Linked DNA regions of Homo sapiens: region 2 is linked to region 1. The links are chromatin contacts, found by Hi-C or POLR2A ChIA-PET in ENCODE. All regions are on one chromosome and are shown on one strand. Each heading gives the region's core, a stretch centred on a gene start or an enhancer-like site at or near the end of the contact. The rest is flanking DNA. Distances are from core to core; before and after follow the strand shown.

Region 1 (4,430 bases), core at 1,389-3,888:
AGGTAATCTCTGCAACTACCTGTTTAGGCTCATGGCAGTGAGCATCTTGATTCTAAAATGATTAATGTTCTAGTTTTGGATCTATTCGCGGCACATAGAAACTGCTCCAGGGAACTCTGAATCTAACAAAATACCAATCTGAAGGACTAAGCAAGAATTGCCATCAGAGAGCATTTCGTGAAATAAGGCAAAGATGTTTGCTCCCCTGCTTCTATTCAACACTCATCTGGAGGTCCTAGCCAGAGCAGTAAGGGAAGAAAATGAAATAAGGCATAAATATTGGAAAAAGGAATAAAACTGTCTCTATTCATGAATGACATGATTGTGTAGAAAATCCTAAGGAATCTACAAAAAAACTACTAGAATAGGCTGGGTGTGGTGGCTCACGTCTGTAATCCCAGCATTTTGGGAGGCTGAGGCGGGCGGATCACAAGGTCAGGAGATGGAGACCATCCTGGCTAACACGGTGAAAGCCCGTCTCTACCAAAAAATGCAAAAAATTAGCCGGGTGTGGTGGCGGGCGCCTGTAGTCCCAGCTACTCGGGAGGCTGAGGCAGGAGAATGGCGTGAACCCGGGAGGCGGAGCTTGCAGTGAGCCGAGATCGCGCCACTGGCACCAAGGCCTGGGCGACAGAGCGAGACTCCGTCTCAAAAAAGAAAAAAAAAAACCTGTTAAGTTGGAAGTAATCAAAATTTTAAATTTCGCTTTTTAAAAGACACTGTTAAGAAAAGCCAGGCCAGGCACAGCGGCTCACGCCTATAATCCCAGCACTTTGGGAGGCTGAGGCAGGAGGATTGCTTGAACCCAAGAGTTTGAGACCAGCCTGGGCAACATTGTGGGACCCTGTTTCTACAAAAAATAAAAACATCAGCTGGGTGTGGTTTCGTGTACGTGTAATCCCAGCTACTCAGGAGGCTGAGGTGGGAAGATCACTTGAGCCTGGGAGTTGGAGGTTCAAGTTGGCCCTGCATTCCAGCCTGGGTGACAGAGCAAGACTGTCTCTAAAAAACAAATAAATAAGCTGAGCATGGTGGCTCATGCTGATAGTCCCAACACTTTGGGAGGCTGAGGCAGGAGGATTACTTGAGGCCGGGAGTTCAAGCAGCCTGGCAAACAGAGTGGGCATGGCAGTGCGTGCCTGTGGTCCCAGCTACTTGGGAGACTGAGGTGGGAGGATTGCTTGAGCCCAGGAATTTGAGGCTGCAGTGAGCTGTGATCACGCCTGCGAATAGCTACTGCACTCCAGCCTGGGCAACAGAGGAAGATGCTGTCTCAAAAATAAATAAATACACAAAATTAAAATTAGGCCGGGCAGGGTGGCTCATGCTTGTAATCCCAACACTTTGGGAGGCCAAGGCAGGTGGATCACTTGAGGTCAGGAGTTCGAGACCAGCCTGGTCAACATGGTGAAACCCCGTCTCTAATAAAAATGCAAAAATTAGTGAGGCATGGTGGCAGGTGCCTGTAATCTCAGCTACTTGGGAGGCTGAAACAGGAGAATTGCTTGAACCCAGGAGGCAGAGAATTGCAGTGAGCTGAGATCGTGCCATTGCACCCCAGCCTGGGCAACAAGAGCAAAACTCAGTCTCAAAAAAAAAAAAAAAAAAATTAAAAGTCCATATCTGTTAGAGAGACATCATGATCATGAAATATTTATGAGTGACATGATATGATGCTGAGCTAAAATGCTTCCAAAGAAAACGTGTATGGATGGGGTAAGATAAAATCGATGGTGGTCAAAGGTGAGTGACCGTGCCATTCTTTCCACTTCAGTGCATATTTGAAATTTTCTTTCTTTCTTTCTCTCTCTCTTTTTTTTTTTTTTTTTTTTTTGAGGTGGAGCTTTGCTCATTGCCAAGGCTGGAGTGCAATGGCACAATCTCGGCTTACCATAACCTCCACCTCCGGGGTTCAAGCAATTCTCCTGTCTCAGCCTCCCGAGTAGCTGGGATTACAGGCATGTGCCACTATGTCCGGCTAATTTTGTATTTTTAGTAGAGACGGGGTTTCTCCATGTTAGTCAGGCTGGTCTTGAACTCCTGACCTCAGGTAATCCACCCGCCTCGGCCTCCCAAAGTGCTGGGATTACAGGCATGAGCCACCACGCCCGGCCTTGAAACTTTCTATAATAAAATTTGGTTTTTTAAAACATTTCCAGCTGGCCGTGGTGGCTCACGCCTGTAATCCTAGCACTTTGGGAGGCCAAGGTGGGTGGATCACTGGAGATCAGGAGTTTGAGACCAGCCTGGCCAACATGGTGAAACCCTGTCTCTACTAAAAATATAAAAATTAGCCGGGCATGGTAGAGTAGGCCTTTAGTCCCAGTTACTTGGGAGGCTGAGGCAGGAGAATCACTTGAACCCGGGAGGTGGAGGTTGCAATGAGCTGAGATCGTGCCACTGCACCTCAGCCTGGGCGACAAGAGCAAAACTCTGTACCCGCCCCCTCCAAGAAAAAAGTCCCCAAGAATTTATCTTCATATGCCCCAGATCATTAGAAAGAGGAAGTTTGGGTCCAGTGACATCTAAGTGTAACTTTTTCCTCCTTAAAACAAGCATGTTCCCTTTCCTCCCTAGAGACACAGAAACTCTCCCTCTAACAGAAAGGCCGCCCTGCCGGTGATATTTGCACACTGGTGTTCAGTGGTGTGTTTGGATGTGACAAATATAGTCAAGAGAAAATGAAACGCATACATTTGTGGCACTGCCAGTGAGATTCTCATGGCTGATGGGCAGCAGTGTGCTCAGCTCCAGGTCCGTCACCATCTGACGAGATTCCGCCAGCAAACGCTGGAGCTTGCTCGTGGGCGAGAAATCATCCTGGGAGGGTAACACAATTGAAGCCTACAGGAAATTAAGAGGCACCTTTAAATGCTTAGGTTTACAAACACAAATGCTAACTACCTAGGAATATTGTTTTCTTTTTTCTTTCTCTTGCTCTGACGCCCAGGCTGAAGTGCAGTGGCACAATCACAGCTGATTGCCTCAAGCTCCTGGGCTCGAGTGATCCTCCTGCCTCAGCCTCCTGAAAAGCTGGGACCATAGGTGTGTGCAACCACACCGAGCAATTTTTTTTTTGGTAGAGGTGGGATCTCACTATGTTGCCCAGGCTGGTCTTGAACTCCTGGCCTCAAGTTACCCTCCTGCCTCGGCCTCCCAAAGTGCTGGGGTTATAGGCGTGAGCCACTACACCCGATCACCTGTGAATATTTCTTTGTCTTTAGGTGTTACAAAGCAAAGCTGGACATCAAATAGTAGAATAAGAATAACTAAATTCATTCCTTTTCTTTCTTTCTTTCTTTCTTTCTTTCTTTCTTTCTTTCTTTCTTTCTTTCTCTCTCTCTCTCTCTCTCTCTCCCTCCCTCTCTCTCTCTTTCTTTTTTTTTTTTTTTGAGACGGAGTCTCGCTCTGTCACCCAGGCTGGAGTGCAGTGGCATCATCTCGGCTCACTTCAAGCTCCACCCACCTCAGCCTCCCAAGTAGCTGGGACTACAGGCACCCACCACCATGCCTGGCTAATTTTTTTTTGTATTTTTTAGTAGAGACGGGGTTTCACCACGTTAGCCAGAATGGTCTCAATCTCCTGACCTCGTGATCTGCCTGCCTCAGCCTCCCAAAGTGCTGGGATTACAAGTGTGAGCCACCGCACCCGGCCTCTTTTTTTTTTTTTTGAGACGGAGTTTTGCTCTTGTTGCCTAGGCTGGAGTGCAATAGTGTAACCTCAGCTCACTGCAACCTCCACCTCCCGGGTTCAAGTGATTCTCCTGCCTCAGCCTCCCGAGTAGATGCGGCTACAGTTGCCCGCCACCACACCTGGCTAATTTTGTATTTTTAGTAGAGACAGGGTTTCACCATGTTGGCCAGGCTGGTCTTGAACTTCTGACCTCCAGTGATCCATCCGCCTCGAACTCCCACAGTGCTAGGATTACAGGCGTGAGCCACTGCACCCAGCCCCCTTTATTTCTTAGAACCTACTCAGTTAAATAATTTGACTTAAACAGAACTTACTACAGCTAATGAAGTAACACCCATGCGATAAAAGAATCCTAGGCATTGGTTAACTCTCCTCAACCAACTTGTCAATGCTGTATTTAGCATGTCAAAATACTTGCAAAATAGGACAACATTAAAGGCTTATAAGCCTTGAAAAATATGTGGGTATGTGCCTTCGTTTATTCCTATTAAATTTCAACTTTGGGATGTGAAGTTTGGCATGAAAATTAGTCACTGCCAATTGCTCTTAAAGGGGCCTAGACTGAATTTTTTTTTTTTTTTTTTTTTTTTTTTTTTTTGCAGATGGAGTCTCACTCTGTTGCCAGGCTGGAGTGCAGTGGCGTGATCTCAGCTCACTGCAACCTCCAACTCCCGGGTTCAAGCAATTCTCCTGCCTTTCAGCCTCCCGAGTAGCTGGGACTACAGGCATGTGCCAC
Region 2 (4,430 bases), core at 828-3,327, 140 kb before region 1:
AGTTCAAGATCAGCCAGGCCAACATGGTGAAACCCCATCTCTACTAAAAATACAAAAATTAGCCAGGTGCAATGGCAGGTGTCTGTAATCCCAGCTACTCGGGAGGCTGAGGCAGGACAATCACTTGAACCCAGGTGGCAGAGGTTACAGCGAGCTGAAATCGTGCCAATACACTCCAGCCTGGGCGACGGAGTGCGACTCCATCTCAAAATATATATATACATATATAAAATTTAGCCGGGTGTGATGGCGGTCACCTGTAATCTCAGCTACTTGGGAGGCTGAGGCATGAGAATCACTTGAACCCAGGAAGTGGAGGTTGCAGTGAGCTGAGATCATGCCACTGCACTCCAGCCTGGGTAACAGACTGAGACTCCATCTCAAAAAAAAAAAAAAATGTATGTGGTAAGAGCACTCCAGGCAGAAGGACTAGCCCATGCAAAGGTCCTGAGGCAGGAAGGTGCCCAGTTGTTCAAGAGCAGACACCAGTTAGCTGGAGCAGAGGGAGTGAGATGGGGCGGGGAGAAGACAAAGGTCTCTGCTAGCGGCTCAATCATGCAGGTCCTTGTGGGCTATTGTAAAGACTTTGGCTTTTACCATCTCACTGGATGAGAAGGGGGATTTGGACTGTTTTGAGCCAAGGAGCAACAAGATCTGAAGTTAGTTCCAACAGGATCCTGCCTTCTACTGTGTGGACAGGCTGATGTGAGCAAAGTTGAGAGCAGGCTACTGAGATAGTCCCAGTGAGGTTAATGACTTGGACCAGGGTTGGGGCAGTAGAGGCAGTGAAAGTGGTCAGGTTCTGGAAATGGTCTGAGTATTTGCTGGTGCATTGGAGAGTTTCACGTAATTCTTGTGCAGATTCAGCAAGAGAGTTTGCCGGCATGCTTTGCACAGCCCCTGGTACCCAGTAAGGCGATTATTAGCATTGGTGCTTGCTGGAATCAGATATTCCAGAATATTCTGTCACAGCTCATCGTTGCCCTCTTCTTTTCTGTGGGTAAACTGAGGCAGAAACTCAGGCTGGGTGGAACTCTGCAGCCTCAGCTGGAGACCTCGTCTGGCCAAGGACTGTGGGGACACAGGCCCTCTAGGCTGCCACCTCATGGTCCCAGCAGAGGGCACCAGAACTGCACAGAAAGTCTCACTACCCAAGTGTCTGAGCCAGGCCAGACTGTGCTAGCCAGACCTGCCCGGGGTTCATTCACTGACCTTTATTGAGCACCTACTGTATGCCCAGCCCCAAACCTGGCTCTGCTCATGGAAAGAACTTCAGTGGAAACAGGTCCTGGGATGAACAAGGGCCTGGCCTGGCCTGGTGATGCCACTATTTCCTTAAGAGGAGAGTGGACATTCCGGATTATTGTCGGGGGAGTCTCATTTCTGCTGCTGTAACAAAATACCACAGACTGGGTCATTTAGAAACCATAGAAACTGATTTCGTACTGTTCTAGAGGCTGGGAAGTCCCAGATCAAGGTGCCAGCAGGTTTGGTGTCGTGAGGGCCACTCTCTGCTTCCAAGATGGTCCCTCCTTGCTGTGTCCTCTGGAGGGGAAGACTGCTGTGTCCTCACGCTGCAGAAGGTGGAAGGGCGAGAGATGGCAAACCAGGCTTACAAGCCCTTTGAAAAGGGCCCTCATCCCATCCTGGAGAGCTCTGCCCTATCACATTGGCGATTATGTTTCAATATGTAAATTTTGGGAGATGCATTCAGACCACAGGAGGAAGGGAAAAGAAAGAGCCCCCAGGTTGAAAGCCAGTTTAGGTTTGAGTCCCAGCCTTTCCCCTTGCTGTGTGACCTGGAGTAAATTCCTCAGCCTCTGTGAGTCTCCCATTCCACCCCAGGATTGTTGTGAAAACACAGTAAGGCAAGCGGGTAAGAAAGCACCCAGCAAGGTGTCAAGTGCCCCACCAGGAGGGGTGGGGTGGCAATTTCCAGCATTGCTTGGAACCAGAATAGCAACGTCTTCTGAGGTTCCAGAATTTGGACTCTGAACCCATTGAGAAGAATGAAATCAACTTTGGCGTCAATCAGCCACTGATTGCCATGTGGCCTGGACGAGTCATCTCATTCAACTTCACTTTCAGCCGGACGCTGTGACTCAGGCCTGTAACCCCAGCACTTTGGGAAGCTGAGGTGGGTGGATCGCTTGAGCCCAGGAGTTAGAGACCAGCCTGGGCAACCTAGCGAAACCTCGTCTCTACAAAAAAATACAAAAAATTAGCTAGGCCTGGTGGCGTGTGCCTGTAGTCCCGGCTACTCAGGAGTCTGAGGTGGGAAGATCCACTGAGCCCAGGAGGTTGAGGCTGCACTCCAGCCTGGGCGACAGGAGTGAAACCCTGTCTCAAAAAGTTAAAAAAAAAAAAAAAAAGGAAAATATTTTAGAAAAAGAAAAACAAATTAATTTTTCTCATTTGTAAAATGGGGGTGATTCCAGGGCCTGCTCCAAAGGGAATGAAACAAAGTTCAGGAGCGGTGGCTCATACCTATAATCCCAGTACTTTGGGAGGCCAAGGTAGGAGGATTGCTTCAACCCAGGAGGTTGAGACCAGCTTGGGCCACATAGTGAGACCCCTGTCTCTACAAAAAAAAAAAAAAAAAAATTAGCCTGGCATGGTGGCACATGCCTGTATTCCCTACTCAGGAGGCTGAGACAGGAGGATCACCTGAGCCCAGGAGTTTGATGCTGCAGTGAGCTATGATTACACCACTGCACTCCAGCCCGGGGGACACAGCGAGACCCTGTCTCAAAAAACAAGAGAATGAAGCATCCTGCAGGAGCCCTGGCTCGATGCCTGGTAGCCACTATAAATAAAGAAGAACCAGCAGGCTGTGTGGATGCAAGGCCCAGTGCTCCCCTGTTCTCTGAGGAGGGGGGCATTAAGCACCCTGGGGCCCCACGATGGGCAGCAAGAGTTTGCCGAGGGAGGAAAGCCCACCGGTGGAGTGGGCAGAGGGGTTGGTGTGTGGACTTCTGGAGCCTCAGGAGGAAGGGTGCGGGTTCCCCTGGCTGCAGACGTCCCTGAGGCTGCCCTGCCTCCCCCAGGAGAGACCTTCCTGCCCTACTACACGGGCCGCGCCATTGATGGCATCGTCATCCAGAAAAGCATGGATCAGTTCAGCACGGCTGTCGTCATCGTGTGCCTGCTGGCCATTGGCAGGTAGCTGGCTCAACCCCCACGCCCTGCCCCGCACACCCCGACCTGCACCAGGGAGGGAAGGGAGGGCCTGTTCCTAAGGAAGACAGGGGCCAGGGAGGCCCTGGAAATGCCCCTGGTGGGCCTGTCCCTCAGCTGGTCACCCTGGGAACCGGCTTCCACACTGTCTTAGAGCACCCTAGAACCACACCCTCTGGTCCCTGAAAAGGGCTTCAGTCCTCAGGGTTCCCTGCTCACCCTCCCTGGCTGTTTTCCAAGTAGGAATCTGGTCCCAAACAGAACCGGCTTTGTCTGAGCTGTTCTGGAAGGAAGAGGGTCTGGCTGGCACATTTGGGTCTCTTGTCCCACAACTGTCCCCTTTGCCCTCACCTTGAGGGGGGCTCCCACTGGGAATGAGGGGGACCCCGCAGGGATGCCAGCCCTGGAGTGGGGCTGCGGTGGGGCTCCCAGGCCTGCCGGCAGCGGGAGGGGGCAGCCGGGTGTGGTCACTGGTCTGGAAGGACATCGTGCTATAATATCTCTTATCTGCAATTAGCTCATTTGCCGCAGGTATTCGGGGCGGCATTTTTACCCTCATATTTGCCAGACTGAACATTCGCCTTCGAAACTGTCTCTTCCGCTCACTGGTGTCCCAGGAGACAAGCTTCTTTGATGAGAACCGCACAGGTTGGTCCTTCCAGTGCCCTAGGTGTCCTGGGGGCTGGGCCCCACCCCTGTGGGCTTGCCTGGCACTGAGGAATGAAATGGGCGTGTGGGTGGTCTCAGCCCTCTGTCTTCTCCTCCTGCTGTTAGTTCAGGCTGGGAACACCCTGGGCTTGGCCTGTGTCCTGGGAGCTGGCTTGCTCACTGAGGTTTTGGTGTGGGCTGCGGCCTCTGTGGGGCCCAGGCCAGGCCACCCGAGGTCCCTGCAGGAGCCAAGGCCTTGCTTTCCATTGCCCCATGGAAACCACCAGGTCCAGGACTACCCACGCCTGTGGCCGACAGAGACCCTGCTCCCATGGGGGTCAGCAGGTGAGGGCCAGGGGCCACAACGGGGAAGACGATAGAATATCCACCAAGATCCAAGCTCTGAGAGACACCGGCCTGGGTCGAAGCCCTGGTTCCTCCACTCACGAACTTCACCTCTCTGATCCTCTGTTTTCTTGTCTGTAAAATGGGAACACGGATAGTAGCCACCCCATGGGGTCCTTACACAGCTCTTAGCACAATGTCCAACTTAGGTAAGAAGTGTCTGCGCTTTCCTGCCCGCCACCAGCCAGGTTGTTATTTCC

Evidence for each region. Hi-C counts contacts between places; a loop is a spot of excess contacts on that map. ChIA-PET counts read pairs that join two places held with the same protein, here RNA polymerase II (POLR2A). Pooled maps may share reads with other maps.
Region 2: a pooled map shows a loop between it and region 1 (2.3-fold over the local background). The contact joins two enhancer-like sites. A Hi-C loop is called at or near these places in 1 of 168 maps with a recorded cell type or tissue (transverse colon) and 2 of 50 pooled maps. POLR2A ChIA-PET finds 5 or more read pairs at or near these places in 9 of 52 experiments (A673, AG04450, Caco-2 and 5 more).

What each region holds. Positions count from the first base shown.
Region 1 is chr12:122,811,684-122,816,113 of GRCh38, reverse strand. CCDC62 (coiled-coil domain containing 62) reads right to left here. Exons shown (of 13, transcript NM_201435.5): 11 at 2,695-2,844. Among named protein-coding and RNA genes, the nearest start is that of HIP1R, 22 kb to the left of the region's middle. RefSeq lists an enhancer at 2,437-2,516 and a silencer at 3,702-3,877. Within about 2 kb of position 2,638, at least 2 of the 41 ENCODE cell types and tissues checked have a DNase peak (open chromatin) inside an H3K27ac peak, as active enhancers do.
Region 2 is chr12:122,949,183-122,953,612 of GRCh38, reverse strand. It overlaps ABCB9 (ATP binding cassette subfamily B member 9), which reads left to right. Exons shown (of 12, transcript NM_019625.4): 3 at 3,048-3,162; 4 at 3,695-3,825. Among named protein-coding and RNA genes, the nearest start is that of ABCB9, 15 kb to the left of the region's middle. Within about 2 kb of position 2,077, at least 5 of the 41 ENCODE cell types and tissues checked have a DNase peak (open chromatin) inside an H3K27ac peak, as active enhancers do.